Regions from separate parts of the Homo sapiens genome. Here region 2 is linked to region 1. The links are chromatin loops, found by intact Hi-C in ENCODE. Cell type or tissue: HCT116. All regions are shown on one strand. Each heading gives the region's core, and the rest is flanking DNA. Links, peaks and the distances in the headings are about the cores only.

Region 1 (12,296 bases), core at 1,449-9,448:
GTAGACTAAAGATGCAAGGGGTCCCTCTGCATCTCTTTGTAGCTTTCCTTCTGTGTAGTTGTCTCCTTTACAGTACTCTGCCCAGAAATTTTAGCTGCCTGGCCTCCCAGTGCTCCAAACATTGTGTCCTTAAATTGCTAGGCTCTGTTTGTTTCCTCCCTCCTTTGATATAGCCTGGAAACATCCCCAGACAATGAGCTAGGGCATTGTAGGACTCATCTTTTTGTTTCCCTTCTCTTAAGGATCACTGTCCTGCTTTGCCTGTTTCTCAATGTCTGAAAACCAATGTTTCATATGTTTTATATAGAGTTTTAGTTTTTTAAGGTGGGAGGGTAAATCCAGTCCCTGTTAGTCTATTGTGGCAAGAAGTAGTTCACATCCCTATTTTAGGAACCGCAGCCCCACTTCTCACCAGCTGTGTGGGCCTAGGCAAGTTACATAACCTCCAGACACTCAGTTCCTTCAGCAGTAAAGTGTAAAATTATAGTAATACCTATGTATAGTAGGGTCATTAGAATTAAGTAAAATAATCTATATGATGTACTTAAGTCTGTTGCTTGGCACACAGCAAGAAGTTATAAAATTCTAGCAATGATGATGATATTGATGCTTAGAAAACATGTTTATGGTGAACTCAAAGCCACAAGTTTCTCAATGCCATAAGTTTCATATCTATAAAATGTCCAGGGCTGGCTGGGCATGGTGGCTCACGCCTGTAATCCCAGCACTTTGGGAGGCTGAGGCGGGTGGATCACCTGAGGGTGGGAGTTTGAGACCAGCCTGACCAACATGGAGAAACCCTGTCTCTACTAAAAATACAAAAAATTAGCCGGGCATGGTGGCACATGCCTGTAATCCCAGCTACTCGGGAGACTGAGGAAGGAGAATCACTAGATCCCAGGAGACGGAGGTTGTGGTGAGCCGGGATTGCGCCATTGCACTTCAGCCTGGGCAACAAGAGTGAAACTCCGTCTCAAAAAAAAAAAAAAAAAAAAAAAAAAAGTGTCCAGGACTAGATGTGGAGCTGTGCACCTATTATCCTAGTGCTTTGGGAGGCTGAAGCAGGAGGATTACTTGAGCCCAGGAGGTTGAGGCTACAGTGAGCCATGATCACACCACTGCACTCCAGCCTGGGTGACAGAGTGAGACCCTGTCTAAAAAAAAAAAAAAAAACAGCAACCCGGGCACAGTGGCTCGTGCCTGTAATCCCAGCACTTTGGGAGGCCGAGGCAGGCAGATCACCATGGGTCAGGAGTTTGAGATTAGCGTAGCTAACATGGTGAAACCCCATCTCTACTAAATATACAAAATTAGCTGGGTGTGGTGGCAGGCTCCTGTAACCCCAATTACTCGGGAGGCTGAGGCAGGAGAATCACTTGAACCTGGGAGGCAGAGGTTGCAGTGAGCTGGGATCACGCCATTGCACTCCAGCCTGGGCAACAGAGAGCGACTCAGTCTCAAAAAAAAAATAAAAAAGGAATATTTTTCATTTTATAAAAGGAGAATTTAATTCCCAGTGATAGTTCCCACATGGAGTAAATTTAACCTGGTGAAAATCTCATGAGACTGTCCTTATTTTCCCCTTTCTCTGCCGATTAGTTACCACTTGGCACACAGACTGATGTTTAGGAATCACCACTCCATGTGCTCCTTTTAGCTGCTGGTCCATCTCCTCCTGGAGTTCCTGCCACTCCAGTGTCTGGCTCAGGGTTTGCCATACTCCTTAGTTTGAATCCTCCTGTTATACCCTCTCAGGGGCCTCTACTGCTATGCTGGCAATACTCATTGCAACAGTAACAATTGCTCAATGCCTGTTTTACTCACTACTGGGTGAGGAGTAACTTGATCACTGTCACATGCAGAGTAGCTTCCAGCTACCTTTAAGTATTTATCAAACCAAATTTCATTTGACTTCTGGGCTGACTTTCCTTTGGAAGTGTTTTCTTATTAAATGCTAGCTGGGTCAGGTGACTGTGTCCTTCTTAGCCTATCATATCCTTTCTCCCTCCTCTGAATTCAGAGACCAGAAGGCTTTTCAAATTGTTTCCTGACGCATTCCCATGGCAAAGGAAAATGACACAGGACTCCTGGAGGTCCAGGAATATCGATCTACGCTGCCCACCACATACAGGAAATTTATTTGAAGTCTCATGATTTAGCTGATAATTGGTATGATTGTTTTATTCTGCTCCACAAATTATCCACTTAGAAAAACCTCTCTTTTAGTTACTCACCATAGAGTAAAATGAAGGGTCTAAATGTCCTGCTTGCATATGTTGACTTCTAATTCTCCTTGCCACCAGTGCTCTATGCCACACAGACTTAAGTTTGAGAAAATCTGTGTTCTGCTTCTTTGGCCTTATGACCCTTGAGAGAGAAGATAAACCAGACCTGGAAAGTTTTGTTGCAAAGATAAAGATGGGTGGCCAGGTGCAAATAAGTATGATACTCAAGACTGGCTGGGTCCCTCTTCTAGCCTAGAGGCTTGCTAATCAAAGTGTGACCTGAAGATCACCTGGGAGACTGTTAGGCATGCAGAATCTAATGCCCATCCCAACTTGCTCTATCAGAATCTGCATTTTAATAAGACCTGGAGGATATTAAGAAGCACATTAAAGTTTGAGAAGCACTTAGAGAAATAGATCTTTACAAAATAGAAGCTTTTAAAAAAGTAACAACAATATGAAAGGGTGCTCAACATCACTAATCATTAGGGAAATGCAAGTCAACACATCAGGGAAATGCAACAACTACAATGATCAGTTATACTTCACACCCATTAGGATGGCTATTAGAAACAAAACAACGAAAAATAACAAGTGTTGACAAGGATGTGAGGAAATTGGAAGCTTTGCGAGCATGGCTTGTAGAAATGTAAAATGGCAGAGCCACTGTGGAAAACAGTACAGTTCCTCAAAAAATTAAACGCAGAATTATGATATAATCAAGCAATTCCACTTCTGGGTATGGACCCAAAAGAACTGAAAGCAGAGATTCAAACAGATGTTTGCATTCCTATGTCACAATAGATAAAAAACAGAAACAATAAAAATATTCACAGATGGATGAATGGATAAACAAAATGTGGTATATACACACGGACTATTATTCAGCCTTAGAAAGGAATGAACTGATACATGCCACGACATGGATGAACATTAAAGACATCCATGTCTTTAATGGATGGGGCAGCGGGGGAGAATAGGGATTTATGATTTAATGCGTAAAGAGTATCTGTTTGTGATAAGAAGGTTCCAGACATGAATGGTGATGATGGTTGCACAAGGGGATGAATGTACTTAATGCCATTGAGATATACACTTAAAAATGTTTTAAATGGCCAGTTTTATGTTATGTATCATTTACCACAAGAAAAAGTAATAACAGTCATAAAGGTTTATTTTAGAAAATTTGGAAACTACGGGGGGCATAATGAAGAAAATGTTAATCACTTCAATGTTAATCTCTAGAAATAAAAACTTTAAGAGTTTAATATATATTTATCTTGTCCTTTTTCTGTGTGTGTACAAGTTTCTAATGACTATGGAATATGTAGGTTTGTATTTTTGTAATCAAGGATGGGAATTAGCATCATGATTGAGCACTCTATGTGCCTCTTTCACTAACTCGATTTCTTTTCACCCTCAGAAAACATTGTGAAATAAATTTCATAGCTGCATTTTCCTAAAGAAAAATCTTAGAAAACATGATCAGGTTTGTAGGGGAGAAGAAATCTTTTCTTGCACCTCCAGAGTTTATAGCTGAGGTATCTATAATAAAAGGTTAATCAGTGAAAAGCATACGAATTTATGTAATACAAGTTTTATGTGACACAGGAACTTTCAGAAATGAAAACCCAAAGACACAAGGAAACAGATTTTTATACTAAGTTTGATGAAGAAATGGACAGTTGTGGTGAAGTATCGGACAAAGGGGGTATGATGTAATGGTAACAAACTGGGGAAACTTAACAAGGTCTGTTTGTTCAGATTATTCTCTATCTCTTCAGAGGTAGAGTAGTTCCTTTTCTCTGGACATTAGGAGGATACCCCTGGAATGAGGATCTTATCACCTGCTTTGGGGAAAGGTGAGGAGAAAATGAGAGACTTTCCTGCTTCTGCTGTTTTCTCAGATACCAAGCTGCTATACCTTGGGGTAATGTGTCCTGAACCCATCAGAATCATATAAATGGCAAGGATGGGATTTAAAGCACATCAGCCGGGTGCGGTGGTTCACGCCTGTAATCCCAGCACTTTGGGAGGCCGAGGCGGACAGATCACGAGGTCGGGAGATCGAGACCATCCTGGCCAACATGGTGAAACCCCGTCTCTACTAAAAATACAAAAATTAACTGGGCGTGGTGGCACACGCCTGTAATCCCAGCTACTCAGGAAGCTGAGGCAGGAGAATCGCTTGAACCAGGGAGTCGGGGGTTGCAGTGAGCAGAGATCACGCCACTGAACTCCAGCCTGGTGACAGAGCGACTTTGTCAAAAAAACAAAACAAAAACAAAAACAAAAACACAAAAGCACATCTGTGTTCAAAAACACCATATTCTTCCCAGGATCCTACACTGCCTGTAGCATTGGGAGACACAGTTCAGAAACCCAGCTCACACTCATTTTACAAAGCAATAAATTGAGGATCAGAGAAATTAATGTGATTGCCACATATTAAAAGCCTGTATCCCACATTTCCATTAGTATCTGATGAGGCATGAGGTGTTGTTTCTGAGGCAGCATCAGATCCTCCAGAGGGTGGCTTGGTGTTGACCTGGGTCACCTGAAGGTCTCTACTGGAGCATGGTAGATGGGCTGGAGTCAGCTGTCCCCTGGAATCGTAGTTTATTCTCTGGGCTTGAGGCAAATCAAAGAGTCTCCTTGGCACAATAGTGCTGGGGACTTGGCTGCTGCCAGGTGGAATGTTCTGTTTGTTTTGGTCCAGAATCAGCCTGAGGGCGAATCCTTCCTGGAAAAGATGAAGGTGCAGATGGGGAGTGGCCAAGCACACCATGTGGCAATCCTGCCAGCTAGTGGCCACATACGGAATGGGCCTAAACCCACCCAAGATGCGACAGGCCGGGGACTTAAATACTCAGGTTGGCTTGGAGTCAGAGGGCACAAGCTTCCTCACCTAGCTCTAGGCAGGAACGGGGCGGGGAGACCTGGAGAGATGAAATGATGTGTTCAAGGTATTGACAAAATCAGGATTAGAATCTGGTCTGTTACATCGCAACTCTTTTTAGTCATTTATTAAGAATGTTAAGGAACAATCACAAATAGGCTATCATGAGCAAAGTTATTTCTATTTCTCACAGTAATTCTCCAGTGAAGATACTTTTTTTTTTTTGAGACGGAGTCTGGCTCTGTCGCCCAGGCTGGAGTGCAGTGGCGCGATCTCGGCTCACTGCAAGCTCCGCCTCCCGGGTTCACACCATTCTCCTGCCTCAGCCACCCGAGTAGCAGGGACTACAGGCACCCGCCACCAAGCCCGGCTAAATTTTTTGTATTGTTTTAGTAGAGACGGGGTTTCACTGCGTTAGCCAGGATGGTCTCGATCTCCTGACCTCGTGATCCGCCCGCCTCGACTTCCCAAAGTGCTGGGATTACAGGCGTGAGCCGCCGTGCCCGGCCGAAGATACTTTCTTATGACTACTTTAGATTACTTTTTCCAGGTTGCATGCCTCTTTGGTAATGATATTGGGATCTACCAACAATAAGTAGGGTTCCCTCAAGCCGAAGTATCAAGTTCTCAGAATATACTGGTAGATATAAAAGATTTTAATCCCTGTCAAATGTTTTCCAAACACTATATAGACAATATATGTTTTTTGATAAATACACAATGAAATACAAGATCGTTTCGACCATAGCTAAAATTAACTTAAGTTAAAAAATTAAGGCCAGGCTCAGTGGCTCATACCTGTAATCCCAGTACTTCGGGAGGCTGAGGTGGGCGGATCACCTGAGGTCAGGAGTTCGAGACCGGCCTGGCCAACATTGTGATACCCTGTCTCTACTAAAAATACGAAAATTAGCCGGGCGTGGTGGCAGGCACCTGTAATCCCAGCTACAAGGGAGGCTGAGACAGAAGAATCGCTTGAACCCGGGAAGTAGAGGTTGCAGGGAGTGAGCTGAGATCATGCTACTGCACTCCAGCCTGGCTGACAGAGCGAGACTCCATCTAAAAAAAAAAAAAAAGTTAAAAGCCAACATGGAAGAAGTGGCATCGACAGACATTGAAGGACTGTTAGGATTTCAAAAGGTTAGTGATCTTATAATAAAAGGCACCCAGGAAGAGTTAACTGCATGAGGAAAAGTGTGAGAGCGATTGGGGAAACGGAATAATCCATTTTGACCAGATATTGTAATACTGGGAGCAAGGCAAAGAGAGTAAGACCTCTAGAAAGCCTACTGCATTTAGCAATAAGGAATGACTGGTAGTCTAAAAAGACCTGATTCAAATGAGTGACGAGTAATGTTCCCAGGAGTACTTCCTCATTCCATGGGATGTTAACAGGTATTTGGCAGAAAAATGATTCCATGATTAAATATGCTGGGGAAATATTTAATTAAATTAACGCAGTCTATTATTGTACTTCTCTGGACTTTCAGTTTGCAGATATGCATTGCATTGTGGAAAACAATTCTGAACAGCTGTTGATGTTTTAGGGAACCAGTGTTTTATAAATGGAATTTTGAAAATATTCCACTAAATATTTTGCCCTTACTTAGTTTTTACGTTTTCCTGATGAAAGAGATCTGAATATACTTAAAGGTAGAAAAGAAGGATTCAGAAAAAAGAGTGTGACGATTCAGAAGAAAGGAAATACAGTAATTCTTATAAGGATCAAATCTTATTATGTAAAGGGTTGTTTTTCTAAAAGATAAAATATATGGGAATATGCTTATTAGGAATTTTCTAAAAGCTGCATTTAGAGTATGTTACGTTCCATGTAAGGCAGAAGGGAAAATGAAATATACATATATTTGCCTATATTTACATGAAGAAACAGAATGTATAAATCATAAAACAATAAACCTGGTTATCTACAAGGGATTGTTGGGGGTGGAGATGAATGAGGTAGAGGGAATATAGAAGGATGTGACACTTTTGTGTCTACTTTTTTTGTATTGTTTTGACTTTTGAAAGCACTTAATTTAATTAATTTATTTTAAAATATTTATTTATTTATTTATTTTTGAGACAGAGTCTCACTCTGTTGCCCAGGCTGGAGTTCAGTGGCGCCATCCTGGCTCACTGCAACTTTGGCCTCCTGGGTTTAAGCAATTCTCCTGACTCAGCCTCCTGAGTAGCTGGGATTACAGGCACCCACAACCACACCTGGCTAATTTTTTTATTTTTAGTAGAGACGGGGTTTCACCATGTTGGCCAGGTTGGTCTTGAACTTCCTGACCTCAAGTGATCCACCCACCTTGGCCTCCCAAAGTGCTGGGATTACAGGCGTGAATCACCACACCCGGCCCTGTTTCTAATATTGCAGGAAAAGTTATAAGTATTTCAAAATGAATCAGCTTGAAAAACAAAAATCCTAATTCTTTAAAACAAACAACACTGTTTATTCAGCCAATTATAATATGTCGTTGATTTGGCAAAGGTAAACAAAATTAATTTAGAAAAAAAGAAGAAATCTAATTTCTAAGATGACTAGCAAGTCTGAAGCAATCTATTTTCAACTAGGAAATACAAAAGAAACCTACAACTAGTTGTCTTGTTAAATGAGAAGTGATAATTAATGTTTAGAGTCAAAGCACAAACATCCTCCAACTGCTGTTTTCATGGCATGATATCTTTGGCAAGGCTTTTGCTTCCCTCTTAATTGTGCATTATATATTTGGAGCATTTCTTATTGTATTAAACACCTTTTGGGTGCTTCTCACCTATCTTTGAGGTCTTTGGCCTCTTGTTCCAGCCCCAGCTGTGGAGCAACCTGCTGTGCATGAAGTGGGATCAGTTCCACCGGAGAACAACCTGACATCTCTTTGCCTTATGTCCTCTCTGCATATGTTTCACCTTCTGTTCTGTAGAGACTGAGGTGTGAGACCTCAAGGACATGCTTAGTGTCAATATATGTGCAACTTAATCATATGAGAGGAATTTATATCTTCCTGGGTGAAGACTGAGCCAGTCTGGATGGACTGTTCTATGAAGCAGTTTTTTACATGGCCTGTTGGTGAAAGGCACTGTAAGATCAAGGAATCAGTAGTTTTTAATACCAAGAGATGACCAGCTCAGTAATATGTATTCTTGTATCAGCTCTTACATTTCCCCTGCCTCACTCTCCTTTTCCCTCACTCTTGCTTCCTGGGATTGCATCCTATAATAAAGTAGTAGCACGTAAACTTTGTCTCAGGCACTGCTTTCTGGAGAATCCAGATTAAGACAGTTGTTCAATGATTGTTGAAAGGTATGGGAAAATCAAAGATACTTGTTTTGTGTTTTTATTTTGAGGCTTAGCACCCCCTAGTGGAATTTATTTTTCACTTTCATTCATACCGAGAGCCCCCAAAAGGTTTCTTGTGTACCATTAAGTCTTCTCAGGCAGAAATAGGTCTGGCTAAAACACCAGGAGATAAAGAAGGCTGCATATAGATGCCAGAGTCATTACATATCTCTATTAATACCTGGAGGAGTCCGTAACACAATGAAAAAACTAAGACTAACTCAATCCACATCATGTAATGTGAATGAAATATAAGTAAAAAAAAAAAATCAATTCTGATTGTTTTATAGCAATTCATCTGTTGGACTTTCCAGAGAACCTTCATGAGAAAACAGATTTTCTTGAATGTGTCTGATGTTGCTTTTGCCCCATGCAGTCTGTGTTTTTGTGTCAAGCAGGTTGTTACTGGTAGCCCATAGTCTTGACCTCTGCCAGTGCTCGGAGCTCATTTCAAGTACCCCATCTTTATCAATGAGGATTTCATCTTCTTAAATGTCCACCACATTGAGCCTGTTGTTAATCTCAGAAATTGTGTTCAGCTGTAAGAGATAATTTTATGTTGTTTTTGCTGCCCAATATCCATTTATCCTTTTTGTGGCAATGGTAGCTGATTCTTTGTTGGGATATGTAATCCTCCTCCACTTTCATCCATAAACTTTTTTTTTTCTTTTTCTTTTTTTTTTTTTTTTTTTTTTTTTTTTTTTTTTTTTAGACAGGGTCTCGCTCTGTCACCCAGGCTGGAGTGCAATGGTGTGGTCTCGGCTCACTGCAACCTCCTGCTCTCGGGCTCAAGCACTTCTCCTGCCTCAGCCTCCCGAGTAACTGGGATTACAGGTGCCTGCCACTGCGCCCGGCTAATTTTTGTATATATATATTTTTAGTAGAGACGGGATTTCACCATGTTGGCCAGGCTGGTCTCGAACTCCTGACCTCGTGATCCGCCTGCCTTAACCTCCCAAAGTGCTGGGATTACAGGTGTGAGCCACTGCGCCCAGCCCTCATCCATAAACTTCTTTTTGAAAATGCCTTAAGTTCAGGGTCCGGGGTATAATTAGCATATTTCATCACCACAGTGAATAGTTCAGGATTGAGCATATACCCAAATTGAGACTATAAATGCTGAGGATATTTGGTTTTGCATTTTTTTGTTTGACATTTTGAGAAGAGACTTTCCTCTTTCACTGAACTAGTTCTTGTGATGATGTGAGCCTGCTGCCACCGGAAGCCACCTTGCAAAGTCTGAGAATGCAACCAACATAGAGGAAGTAGAACTGAGAAGTGAAGCCAGCTGGACTTCCTGGGCCAAGTGGGGACTTGGAGAACTTTTAAAAAAATTATTATTATTATACTTTAAGTTCTAGAGTACATGTGCACAATGTGCAGATTTGTTACATATGTATACATGTGCCATGTTGGTGTGCTGCACCTATTAACTCGTCATTTACATTAGGTATATCTCCTAATGCTATCCCTTCCCCCTCCCCCCACCCCACAACAGGCCCCGGTGTGTGATGTTCCCCACCCTGTGTCCAAGTGTTCTCATTGTTCAATTCCCACCTATGAGTGAGAACATGCGGTGTTTAGTTTTGTCCTTGTGATAGTTTGCTCAGAATGATGATTTCCAGCTACATCCATGTCCCTACAAAGGACATGAACTCATCCTTTTTTATGGCTGCATAGTATTCCATGGTGTATATGTGCTACATTTTGTTAATCCAGTGTATCATTGATGGACATTTGGGTTGGTAACTTGGAGAACATTCCTGTCTTACAAGAGGATTGTAAAACGCACCAATCAGCACTCTGTAGCTAGAATTGTAAAATGCACCAATCAGCACTCTGTAGCTCGCAAGGGGATTGTAAAATGCATCAATCAGCGCTCTGTAAAAACATACCAAACAGTGTTCTGTAGCTAGCAAGAGGATTGTAAAATGCACCAATCCGTGCTCTGTAGCTAGCAAGAGGATTGTAAAATGCAACAATCAGCACTCTGTAAAATGCACCAATCAACACTCTGTAAAATGCACCGATCAGCAAGATCCTAAAAGTAGCCAAATGCAGGGAGTATTGAAAAAAGGGCACTCTGATAGGACAGAAATGGAACATGGGCGGGGCCAATAAGGGAATAAAAGCTGGTCACCCCAGCCAGCAGCAACAACCTGTTCGGGTCCCCTTCCATGCTGTAGAAGCTTTGTTCTTTCGCTCTTCACAATAAATCTTGCTGCTGCTCACTCTTTGGGTCTGTGTCATCTTTAAGAGCTGTAACACTCACCGTGAAGGTCCGCAACTTCATTCTTGAAGTCAGTGAGACCATGAACCCACCAACAGGAACCAACTCTGGACACAGAACTAAGGAATGGCTCCTGGAGGCATCATTTTATTCCAGAATGAGGCCACTGCTGAAGTCAGCCCTTTTTGTATATTTTACAATTACATTAGCCAATAACTTCCCTTCTTTGTTTAAGCTAGATTGAGTTGGGCTTTTTAATCACTTTCAACTAAAAGATTCCTAACTGGTAAACTGTTCAATTCTGAACTTATAGCCTTGTTCCAACTTGATTCTCTCTTGGTATTTATTATTTTAGTGATTGCAATTATCATCCATCCAGTTGTGCCAACTAGAAATTTAGGAGTTATCTTGACACCTTAATTTTTCAGTTTCCATATCTAATTCACCACTGAATTTTGGATATTTTGTCATTTAATCATATTTTGAAATGATCTAATTTTTATTCCATATCCACACTCTAGTTCAAGATAGCCACATCTCTCACTTGAACTGCTACTACTACTAAAATAATATTACACCTAACCTTCTCTGAGCTCCTCATCCATTCTCCCATCTGTTTTCCATTCTTCATCCAGAGGGATTTTTTTCAAAGTACAAATCTGACCATATAATGTCCCTTTATTCCAGTCCTCCTATTAAAACCCCAAAGTTACTCTTAGAATAATGAAAACTCCTAAGAAAGTTTGACTCTCACCCATCTCCTTCATCTCAGTGACACTAAAGTCTACACTCTAAAGTCACTGAGGGCCACTGCATAAGTTGATTCTTCTGCCCGGAATGATCTTTCTTCCCCTTTTCAGATCTCAACTTTGGGCCATTTTTTTGATTAAACCTCGTCTGGCCTCCATGATTAAGTCAAATAACAGTATTCCAGAATTCATATCACTGTGTGCTTGGTTTGGGATCTATCACAAACTAGGGGTGATATCTGTTTCTTGACTACATTTTTATTCTTTTAACATGAATGAGATAGTTAAGACAGAAACCAGTCAAAAGAATTCACAAAGCATTTTTTCAACTACGAAAAGCAATGTCCAAATGATAATTTATCTGCATTGCTGTCTGTCTGAAAGAGGTCTTGATTCCCAGAGTGGGTGTTGATGGGACAAACGTGGTTGAATGGTAGGAATGCGAAAGAGGCAGGAGGACGTGAATGTGAAAATCGATTGACGTAGAACAGATGAACCAGGCATTCTATTATTTTCTATAACTTGCTGAATGGGAATAGGTTGTGACTGATCTTATTATTAACCCTGGCTTGGAGAAAAATCCTTATAATTTCACTCTAATGTCAAAGTTTGAAGCCTATACAGCCATCCCAGGATAAACTGAACAGATCCTGTGGCAGCTATTGGTGTATGCTGCTGTTATTTTCCTTGAAGTGGGAACACTCTGCAAAGAGAAGAGTCAGTTGACAGCCTCTAGATGCTGCAGGTTTGGGGTCCATTGAAGTGAGCGTGATGAGGCTATATGGTCTCTGGGCTGCTCTCAGACAGTAACTGAGCATGGCAGGGGTACTAGAGCTTAGCCATTCTTGTCCAA
Region 2 (12,296 bases), core at 1,694-9,693, 1.4 Mb after region 1:
GTTAATATATTTAAAATACTAGACAAAGTGTTTTGCTTGATTTCTTTTATACCAATGGAACGATTATTTGAGCCATTCAGTGCCTAGAACATGAAATAAAAAAGGAAAACAGACTCTCGATTAAAAAAAGTATTACATGTTACAAAAGTAATTCCAATTTAGTAGTAATAATAATTAGCTAGTTTTTAAAATACTGACTTTATTTAAAAATGTCTGGAAGATAACTTCAAGAAAAAGCTAAATATTTTTTTAAATAAAGGAAATACTTAATACTAGGGCAAAAAAAGATTTTTTAAAGGTTGTTTAGAATTTTTTAAAGTTCGATAGATTTACACAATCTAATGAAAAATAGGGAAAAAAAATACATACAGCTAATTGCTCAAGGAAAGATGAACACTGTTATGACTAAAATATGCAGTCAGTGAGAAATTCCAAAAGCTCTGGTCAGGTTTTAAAAAAGTCCCTGAAAACTTAGAAATAAAGGATCCAATAGTTTTCCCAAATTCACAGAACTTTAAAAGAGCAATTATTTAAAGGCCAGTATGTTAACATTCTGTTGCAAGAGAATTTTTTTTAAGTTTCATATGGACAAGCAGGGACAATAATCTAGAAAGATTAGATTTAAGTAAATATAATAATAAAGTCCCATACTGAAGAAAACAGAATTCTTCAATCCTCAATTGGGCTTTATATATACTTGCAATATTTGGATTCTAAATTTTGAGAAAATGAAGAGTTCATCTGTCTCCTTTTTATATACAAAAATATTTTAGTTTACTTGAACTAAAAATTAAATGTGAATGAGGATGGGGCTGCAACTGACACACTTTTATGAAGATACTTCAATAGAGTAAACCACTTTAACACCATAGATATAAAGCATATTTATGGTTAATAGGGATTCCATACATTCCTGAGAAGGTGGGAATTAATCAGTGGCCCAGGAATTGATCCAGAGGCTCTGTGCCAGGCAAATGTGATAGGGATATCTGATTTCTAGAAGAGATTCAGTGTAAGAAGAAATCTAGATGTGTTTCTGCAGAAAAGACAATTTAAGAAAAAATACATAGAACATGTATTTTCTTATCTATTTAAGACATTTAGAGTTAGAGAATCACAAAAATGAGGATCAATGTGCTCTATTTATAAATGAGGACATGTGAAAAAAAGATGCTTTGACTCAGATGGTGTGGCTACTTAATGGCAGAATTGAGACTAGGATTCACTTCTCTTGACTCTTAATTCAGAGCTCTTTAATGGAATTCTGGCAAGATTCCTGATGATACTTGATGTTCCCTGTTAGACATGCAATTAAGCTTATAATTGGTCCTTGTTCCACTTCTCTGTGAACATGACTTTCTTCAGATTATATGAAATGGCACATTATTCACCCAGGGACAGAGAAGAGAGTGTAAAATTAAGTCAGTGAAGTAATTTTATTTTAGTCCTCCAGGAAAGGAGGAAAAATGACATGATTGGATTATTTGTTATTTTCAACTCATGTTTCCTTATTTGCATTAACTGAGTACCTGATTCATCTTTGTTAGCTACAAGTGACTGTCAATTTATTTTTTATTTTAGTTCTGAAGAATGCTAAAATAAAATTGTTGTAAATTGGGGCCTCTCCTGTTGTAACTTCAAATTTCCCCTGAATTTTGGTGCTCTATGTCATGCCCAACATTGCTCTTCTTTAAACTATCAAACCATTCTTTGCTAACACTAAAAACCTCTTCCACTTATTTCTCAATACTGCACCTGTTTTTGTGCAGAAAAACAGTGCCTTTGCTAAAAATGTCATTTTGTTCAAAGGCATTTGGCTCTCTGCATCAGATAATGCATCTATAATAGCAGAAGTTTTCCATCTCAGAAACCATGTCATCATACTTTCTTTTTATTGTTAATTGTACTGATCACCCACCAACCAACTCAGCTAGTGTTAGTGTCTCCTAAATAATCCTATTGTAGTTTTTAGGTTACTATAAATAGGAGTTTGAGTTGATGAGGTGGTTCTTTTATTTGTAATAAGAAACCTCAAAAGTTGGAGCTGTGCTTGAAATGACATAAATAGCAAAACATTAAGGTTGGGAGTGTCACATATATTTATCAGCAATCCAAGTTCCTATTTAACTTTTTTTGTTTTATATTAGTTTGTTTATCTTATTACTAAAGCAAAACACAGACATTACAGAAAAATTAAAAAATACACAAAGTCAAAATAAAGAAAATTTAAAGCATCCATATGCCGTCATAGATTACCCCTATTAAACTTCAGTTACCTCTATCTGAACACCCTTTCACACACATATACACATACCACGGACCCATGAGAAGGGATGATTTTGAATATGCAGTTTGTTGAGCTTTTTTTACTCTTAGAAATACATAGCAAAGATTTTTTAAATAAATATCATTTTAATTAAAAAATTATAATACAGTATGTGAGTTTTACATGACCATTATTTCTGAGTGAATAAGAGGTATATGAACCAGTGTACTAATATAAACAATATGAACTTCTTATCATTATCTACAATATCATTTTAATGGCTATATAGTATTTCATTCTAAGTGCATTCTATATTTGTTTAACCACTTCTCTATGGCTAAATTTTAAGTTCTTCTAAATTTTCTTTGCTTTTATAAATGATTATGCATGACTTCATACATATTTAACTCTGGATAGATTTTTATGGGTAGAATTATTCTTTAAGTAAAATTTCTGAGTAAGAGTTTTGAATTCCTTACTTTCTATTTCTTTACTTCCTGTTTCTATAGGAAATAGGAAGCAATTAGCAATAGAAATTTAATTTGGTTTTATGCTTCAGACATTTTTTACTCCAATTTTAGTGGACTATAGACAAAATGATTGATAAATACTTCTTTTAAGTTATGTAGATAAATAGCATGTTTATTCAATGGCAATATACAATAAACATGAGAACAATAAAATGTTTCTAGATTTTTCAGAAACTGTCTATAAAAAACTGTTAAAAATAGGAAAAAAAAACCACCTATATAATCTTTACCTAGATTCACCAATTGCCAACATTGGGCCACATTAGTTTTATGTAAGTTGCAGATATTATGATACTTCCTCTTTAAATATTTCATATTGCCTCTCCTAAATTAAGGACAGTCTTTTCTATAACCACCATTATCAGGTGGTTTTCTATAACAACATTATCAGGATTAAGAAAATTTGTAATAATTCCATAATAATATCTAATATATAATTCATATTTAAATTTCCCCAGTGGTCCCACAAATGTGTTTTATGACTGTTTTGTTTTTAATCCAATCAGTGTTCACGCTACAGTAGTTTCTCTGCATTTCTTCAATATGTTTGTTTTTCATGACATTGACTTTTTAAAAAGTCTTCTCCAGTCATCTTTTAAAAGGTCCCATATACTGGATTTGTTAATTATTTCTTCATTATTGTATTTAGATTATCCATTTGGGCAAGACTACTAGATTGTTGGTGCTTGTGCTTCTTATTCGATCACATCAGAAGGCATATTATATTAATTTGTCCCACAACTGGTGATACTAAATTTGACCACTTAGTGGAGGTGATGCTAAACTCTTGCGTAGTACATTTTCCCCTTTGTAATTAGTAAATAACGTGTGGGGTTTGAAAGTGTGTGAATACCCTGACTCTAACAACTTTTTTACCCAATAGTTATAACTTCCATTGATGGTCCTTGACTGAATTCTCATTTGGGACTGCAAGATGGACATATCCTATCATTTTTCTACATGGTATTAGCATTCTTTCAAGAAGCTTCCTTTTTATTCCTCGCCCCTTTCTCTTTCTCTCTCCCACTCCCTTCCCCTCCCTATCTGTTTCACTCCCTTCCTTGCAAAACTTCCTTTTCAATCTCTCTCTCTACCTCTCTCTGCCTCTCTCCCCCTACCACCCCACACATTATCACTATTGGGTCATGAATTTATTTTTGATTAAATGATTTTTTAAATTCAATAAAACAATAGAAATTTAATTGTAAGTCTAGCTCACTTTGGCTGGTTAAAATGCTCAAAATTGTGGTGCTGAGAAAAATGGATACATTTAGTAACATTAGCATTGTTCCATTTTTTAATAATAATTTTGATGCTTTCCTACAAGTCTAATGATAACATGTTGAAATCAATTACTTCACAATTTCCCTTTCCAAAAATAACATTTGAAATTTAGGAGATTAAACACTACAGAAAAAGTATTCTGTAATGTACTTTTTGAATTCTCATAAGATTTGACTACTTTTTCTGACCAATTCACTAAGAATAGAAAATTATTGATTTATTCAGTAAACTAAGTAGGTTTAAAATTTTAACATTTGCTAAGTCATTTGGCTGTACTTCATCTCTTAGAAAACAAGGAATATTATTTATAATTACTGCTTTTCTATTTTTAGCTTTTTACACAAATAAAATTATTTAATATTTTCTTCAGACTTTAACAGAATCCAGTGGTATTTGAATGACAAAGAGACATTTTTATCATCAAAAGCAGGTTTTCAAAAATAATTTATCAGTGTTTGGGAATAAGTTAGGTAATGACTGTCTTTCCAAGGAACAAAACATCTTCTGAGAGATAAAAATTTTTACTGGGAAAGTTACAGAAAATTTGGGTTAATTTTAATATAAATGTGTGTGTGTGGTGAATAAATACAGTTTTTATAGTAAAGCCATCACCTATTTGAATATGAATTCACTTAGTCAGGGCTTTGGGACTTTGCTGCCTTATCTGAGGAAAGGGGACCAGGCTGCGGGTTCTTTCTCTTCTTTCTCCGTGTTGAGGCTCACAGTAGGCCCTTGCCTATTTAATGTAGCCATTGTAATTATTATCATCACCATCATTATCTTTACACTGCCTTTGATATTATTAGCCTTTGGATTAATGTGAGACAATAAGTTGTAAACCAAGGTTCTGAAAGGATGAGTCTTTTTTATAGAAAGGAGTTAAAGGTGACCTTTTTGTATTGGTCTTTATACTGTTTACTTCTTCATAGCTAGTTCCAAGCCTGCCAGTGCCAAACTCAAATTCTTACACCTCCGATTGGTTTACATATAGCCCAAATTATTATACTGTAAGCTACTTAAGAGTCTGCCTGCTTTGCATTCTTTACAAAACTTCACTTAACATCCACTAGCCAGAGATTAGACAAACTCTGTGATATGATTCAGCTGTGTCCCCACCCAAATCTCATCTTGAATTGTAGCTCCCATAAACCGCACGTGTTGTGAGAGGAACCTGGTGGGAGGTAATTGAATCATGCCAATGGGTTTTTCCCATGCTGTTCTCGTGATAGTAAGTCTCACGAGATCTGATGGTCTTTTTAAGGGCAGTTCCCCTGCACAGGCTTTCTTGCCTGCCACCATGGAAGACATGCCTTTGCTCTAATGATCCCTTGCCTTCCACCATGATTGTGAGGCCTCCTAGCCATGTAGATGTGCGAGTCCATTAAATCTCTTTTTCTTTATAAATTACCCAGTCTCAGGTATTTCTTCATAGCAATATGAAAAAAATGGACTAATACACCCTGTAACTATTTGATGCTACCCTTTGTAGCTTTGACCCAGAGACTCCCCCACATGGCTGCAGAGTGACATCAGGTAGACATATAAACCCCCTGTCCAATTCCCTGCTTTCCCAGAATTTCCTTGCCCTAGTTTACTTCTATGTAGTGGTCCCATGCTATTGTATCTGGAAGGTCTTCCAGTGTTAGACACTTCCCAGAACTCTTGCAAACCTGTCCAAGTGCTGCCTAATAAAGACTGTTGTGCAATACTGCCATCTTGTGGTTGTGTCTTTTCCTTGATTGGCTCCAAAATCCTTGAACTCACCACAGTCTCATACCAGAGTTTTGGATCAAAGACTAAGAAGCTGAGAGTCTTTTAATAAATATTAGGGCTGGACTTTACTCTTTTGCTTTGTAAGACAGGAGGCAAAGGGAAGGATGGGCTTTGGTCTACATTTATTTCACAGCCTCATCCTAGGGAATTTGATTGTGGACTCTATTGCACTTGTCAAATAGGAAATCTGACTATTTGGCAGAAACGGCTTAATCTTATTCCAGAGGATGACACATCTTGTCTGGGCTTACTGAGATCGGTTTTAGTGTCAAATGAAGGCTGAATTTCTTAAGGAGGACCATCTATGTCTCACTGAGACCACCAAAAATGGCCATGTACCGAGTTCTAATAAGTAATATTGCATTGATTACTTCACTCAGCTTTGTTTAGAGGGAACGTTTCTCTTTTATTGGGAAGGTAACTAGAATGATAGAGCTGGTAATTGGCAGAGCTGGGATTTGCACCCTGACCCTGTCATCCCATAAGCCATGGTCTTGCCTTCTTATCATCCTGTTTACCTGCGCCAGAGCTAGTACTGATCTACAACTAAGTATTTCACGGGACCTTTGAAAATGATACAAATCTATTTTTTAAATATTTTTCTTCATCTTTTTACTCCTTTCCTTGTTTTTCTATTATCAATTCATTAAGTATCTTATAAAATTGAAACTTGAAACTCTTTAAAATAAAAATCCTACTTTTAGAAAAATTGCCTTTGTGTGTTTTTCTTATCACACAAAGTGTTACTTTATCAGTAGGCTGCTGTATGAGCCCGTTGCTTAGGGAGACTGAATAATACCCCTTTGAGAGAGAGAAAAAGAAAGACTATTTTTATTCAAAATCAACATAGTTGGGGTTCTGTTCCTTGTAAAGGCAAGGCCTCCCAGGGAGAGTTTATGTGAGAGAGATAAGACACAGAAAGAGCTAAACTGCTTTATTTAATAAACTATCAGGAATTACACATTTGAATCTTGGCAGACGGAGTAGAAAAAAAACTTAAGTGGACCCTGGAGACAGAAAAAAGTAGATAGGCAGGAGAAAGTTCTTGAAGACTCTTTACAGCTTGGAAACAAACAGGACCTAGAAAAAGATGGCCAAGTGAGAAACCCCTTAAAGAGGAAAATCGGACTATCATTATTCCAAAAATAGCAGCTTTTAGGTTACTGGGTATAATACAAAATTCCTGTATTGAACAATAAACAGGATTTGAGAGGCTTGACTAAAAGCAAGATAGCAGTAGCTGGTCACTATGGTAACCAGAGGTAAAACGATGCTGATGGGAAAGAACACTGTTAAGATTAGGTTGAGCTTATGCATAAAGGACATAGAGAAAGAAAATCAAGTTGCTTTTTCCATATATTCTTCTCTGACTTAGAAAATGAGAGATAGAGGGGAGATAGGTACTAGCTAGCAAATATCATAATACAAACCATACAGTTTTTCCTGGCCTTGCTGGGGGCTCGCAGAAGGCATGCCAAGCTAAGGGTGAGCACAATAATTAAATATATTAGTCACAGAAGGGGCAGCCATAGGGCTTTCAGCTGGTCCCCTGTAAGCCCAGGAATGTAGAAGAAGAAATTCTTTCTACCCACCAAGGATAAGAACAGCTTGAGGCCATCTTTCTACTACTGCCAAGCCTGTTTAGCAGCTGTAGGATGATTTAAACTGTGTAGCCTCAGAATGAATACAACATCAAAGAGCAAAAGATTGTAATAAGATTGGGAGCACACTTTTGCAAAGTTAATTGATTTGACTGTAGGCCTTTGTGTTCATTTTTTTCAATTGTTCCGACTAGGATTTACATTTTTATTATCAAAGGAAAAGTGAGCTGTTTACTGGTTAACTGGACAATTTACTGGTTAATTGTGCTAGGTAATTTACATCTCATTTAATTTAATGAGTAGCTAGTTACTGAAGATACGAAGTCGTATTTTGCCAAAAACAAGTTTAATTTGTGTACAATGGTAGCTACAAATCTGAATTTTCAAGATGTCAATCACCAGAGAAGAAACTGGCTGCTGATTTATGCTGTTAAACAAAGAATTATCATTAAGCAAACTGAATGCACTTAAGTGTACAGTAAAAAAGGTCTTCTGTTAGTTAGAACCTGGTTTTATAACTATCCAGTGTTTACAGATATGAGCAGCATCGCAACAGAACGCTACTGAAGAAAGGAAGAAAGCAACCAAAGGGAGGAAATAGGCAATGAGAGGTTAGAGGTTCTACTATATGATTGGTCAGTTTTCTAAATAGAAGGAAAGAAGCACAATGATTTACGATGGCTCTACATACCATGGATGGCTGGATAAGTCTTCCAAGGCTGCCATAAGAAAACACAAACTGGGTGGCTTAAGCAAAAGAAATTAATTTCCTCCTAGTTCTAGAGGATGAAAGTCCAAGAACAACGTGCTAGCAGAGTTAATTTATTCTGAAGCCTCTTTCCATGGTTTGCAGATGGCTCCTTTCTTGCTGTGTCCTCATGGGGACTTTTCTCTGTGTGTACACATCCCTAGTGTTCCTTCTTCCTCTACTTATAAGGACACCCACCCTTTCATATTGGGGCCTCAACTTTGTGACCTCTCTAAAGGCTGTTAAAATAAAAACTTCAGCTGAATTAAATTTAAAGGAGTTTAATTAAGCAATGAATGATTAGCAAATTGGGCAGCCCCCAGAATCCCAGCAGATTCAGGGGGACTCCAGTACAGCCAAGTGGTAGAAGATTTACGGACAGCAAAAGGAAAGTGAGTTACAGAAAACAGAGATGAGGTACAGAAACAACTGGGTTGATTACAGCTCTGCGTTTGCCTTATTCGAACAGGGTTCGAGCAGTTGGCTACATGTGATTGGCCAAAACTCAGCGATTGGCACAGGTGTGGGCTATATTCGGTTTACATCTCCACTTGTTACAGTTCACGGTGTACAGAAAACCTTTAGTCCGAACTTAAATATGTAAGGAGGCAGCTTTAGACTAAACTGATTTAACAGCCCTGTCTCCAAATACAGTCACAGTGGGAGTTAGGCTTCAACATATGAATTTGAGGAAAACATAACTCAGTCCATAACAACAGCTAATACCCTAAACAGAGCAGACTAGTGGAAGTATTCATTCATAAATATATACAATATTTATTGTAAATATTGTATATATGTAAATAATAAATAACGAATATTTATTAAGTATCCATTATATGTACTAGGTACTAGAGGAACTGCAATGACCAAAGGCAAACTTGCATGTTGTTCTACAGGCTAGTGGGTAAGGGAGTCATGTCAACAATTTTACTACATGACATGGAAAGTGCTGAGCTCACTGAGCTATGCAGGAGCATTTAGCAGGGGCTCCTAATCTATACTGGCAGATAAAATATACAATGCCAAGTTATGCTTAAATTTTTTAAAAAAAAGTTTTTTAATATAGATATGTTCAAAATATGGCATGGAGCATTCCTATACTATCCATTGTTTATCTGAAATTTACATATAACTGGGTATCGTGGGGTTTTTGTTGTTTGTTTGATTGTTTTTGTTTGTTCGCTAAATCTGGCACCTCCATAATCCAGTAGGTGACATGTAATCTAAGACGTGAAATAGTAAGAGCAGGAAAAGAAGAGAAAATGAAAAGAAAAGAAAAGAATCATGGACAAAAGAGAGATAATAGAGACTAGAAGTGGAACTAGAGGCCAGACCACCAAATGCAGTGTAGATGAAAACCAGTGATGAGAAGCAGAAATTTGACAGTGATTAGCGTAGAAAGAGAGCACAGAGACAGGTATGAGGAAGAGAGGGAAGAATTAATAACCAAATCCTACTAGCCTCCAAAAGTATTCAGAATAGGGGCAAGCTAAAGAAGACTTACGAACCATGACTAGCCAGTCACCGAGTCTTGCTGATTATGACTCTAATTTAGTCATTTATTCACTGGATTTTTTTTTGCTGTGTTCACTCCTTTCTTCTGTACCTCCTTTCTGGCCACAGCTTCTTCAGGAGCCTTCTAATTAGTTTCCCAACCTTCTTCAAACTATTCTCCACAGAGCAGCAAGATACAAACGCAAATCTGATCAGACCCTTCTCCCACTTAGAAGCCTCACCACATTTCAAAATGAACTTCCATCGTGTGTGTAAGCCCATATAAATTATTCAGAAAGTGGCACTGAGATTTACACAGTGAATGGAGACTGCAACATAATTTTAAAAGAGCAAGAACAGAAATCTAAAAACATATGTGTAGGTGTGTGTTTTTATGTGAGTTATGTGACATAAAAACTCAAAAGAAAAACAGCCTAAAATCCTTAAGGTTATAAATTGAATAAAGTACAGTGAGTACATGAAATAATTGGAATTGTAAGTATTACTTTTGGAGAAGATATGAACAATCCCAGTCAAAAATTATTATTTTACATATGAAAAACTAAATATCAAATAGTTTAGGACACTTATTGGTTTGCATCAGAATTAGGGTTAGAATGAGGATTTCTTGACATCTTAATATAGTTATAATCATCCCGCTTTATACAAGTTATATATAACTAAGTAACATAGAATATTCAGTGAAAAGATTTGCAAACCAATAATTTTAGTGGCAAACATTTTATGAGTAAAATAATTTTATATAATCATATATTTTATATTGGGTGTGTTTAGCATCTTTAGATTAGATGTTCATTAGAAGATATTTATGTGTGTGTATGTGTGTGTCTTTTTGTGTGTGCGTGCACACAGTTATGTATGTAAATACTGTGAGATATCTCAGCAACCAGCTTTGAATACTTTGGGATATGAGACATTTATTTAATAATGTTTACTAAATTTTGCAGTAGCATGATCAACCATTCTGAGATTAAAGCAGAAAAATAGGGTAACTATTATTTCACAGAGATATACCATAGACCTTGGTTGTTTTAAATCTTTGTGACTGAAAATATAATTATATTAGTGCCTTTGGCTCTATTAAACCTGACCTTATTGTTTATAGAGCATAATTGTAATGTATAAATGACAAATAATTTTTTAATGTTATATATTCCTTTTGTACTCAGAACAGAAAAGAATTTCTGAGCCATAGATTTACTAAGAATAACAAGATATTCTGTTGTTAAAGGAAGCAGAGTTGTTGTCTGGTCATGTTTATTATAACCTACCACTGTATTATTTAGAACATAAGTGTCACCATAGAAGATATTTTATTAGAAGGATGTGTTGTCATTTAGAAGTCACCCATATGTAATGTCTAGTAAAGTATGAATATGCTTGGACTTTTCTTTCTGATAAAACTTTAAAAATAAATTTGAATTACCAGCTGGCTAGGAATGGCTATTTTCAAAACAAAGAATTCTAGAATTGTCTGTGTTAGTCAGGAATGAGCAGGTTAGGGTCAAGATAAATCCTCAGATACAGCTTGACAGCTTACCACAATAAATGTTAGAAAGTGCTCTAAGAGCAAAAGAAGAGAGTAACTTACATCCTGAGGAAGTTGGGAAAGATCTGCAGAAGGAGTGACATTTGAACTGTCTTAAAGATGATGATTGATTTCTCCAAGAGTAAAGATTATTCCTAGCAGAGAAAAACACTTGCAAAAGCACGGAAGAATGCAAAGGCATCATGGGTGTGTGTTGGGCAGGAAGAAGTTGACCATATATGTAGGGTAGGCCATGAGGAAACCAATTAGAAAGCAATTTAACATGTCAAAGCGAGAGAAGAAGACAACGTCCAACATTCCAGCATTGTTAAAAAAGGAGGAGCCACATTTAAAAATCGGACTTATTTGTGACATTGAAAGTGGGAAATGATAGAAAATATAGAGTAGATGATGCTTCCAAAGGTTTAGTGTAGGAGATAGAAAAGTGTTGATTCATTAGCTAGAAGGTGGAAGTAACTTAAGGTCAGTTTTGGGGAAGAAAATAATGACAATATATGTTAAACATTGTTACAAGTTTAAAGTACAGTGAAAACAACAGTGGCTAAGAGTCTGTACAGAGGGAAAAACTTACTGAGGAAAACAGTTTTATGAGACTTACTTGAAATGCAAACTTGTAACAAGAAAAAAAAGCCTTTTGTCTGATACTCTGATATTGAGATTGTATGATTATATGTATTCACTATACTTCTTTTTAAAGTGGAAAATTTCTCTAAAATGCTAAGATGCCCTTTAACTACTTACTATCCTCTACCCAATTCTGTCTATTGTAATTTTTTACCAAACAGCCCATCAATACTCATGATAACTCAGAGGCAAGCAGAAAAAAAATATTTATTATACTAAATATGTTTCCTATACTATGATTGGGGAAAATATATTTTTAAAATATAAATAAAATGCTTAACCTAAGAAGGTTAAGTGACTACTATACATTATCTAATATATTTACTTATTTCCAAGTGCCAATCTTTTCCCCTGCTTCAAAACCATATGCTCTCAACTGCAATACACACGTATATACATACAC

Evidence for each region. Hi-C counts contacts between places; a loop is a spot of excess contacts. Peaks named below come from ENCODE experiments on the same cell type or tissue, not always from the same donor. Only the 100,000 strongest peaks of a DNase experiment are listed, where the experiment ranks them.
Region 2: it touches region 1 in a loop (5-fold over the local background); 5 of 110 quality-filtered maps call a loop at or near these places.

What each region holds. Positions count from the first base shown.
Region 1 is chr1:68,337,905-68,350,200 of GRCh38, forward strand. No RefSeq gene overlaps it. Among named protein-coding and RNA genes, the nearest start is that of RPE65, 110 kb to the right of the region's middle. In HCT116, for the core only: CTCF peaks have their summits at 5,038 (motif pointing left) and 8,502 (motif pointing left); DNase peaks (open chromatin) are centred at 5,017 and 8,477.
Region 2 is chr1:69,731,983-69,744,278 of GRCh38, forward strand. All of the region lies in intron 2 of LRRC7 (leucine rich repeat containing 7), which reads left to right. Among named protein-coding and RNA genes, the nearest start is that of LRRC7, 170 kb to the left of the region's middle. In HCT116, for the core only: a CTCF peak has its summit at 5,797 (motif pointing left); a DNase peak (open chromatin) is centred at 5,789; H3K27me3 peaks cover 2,650 bases.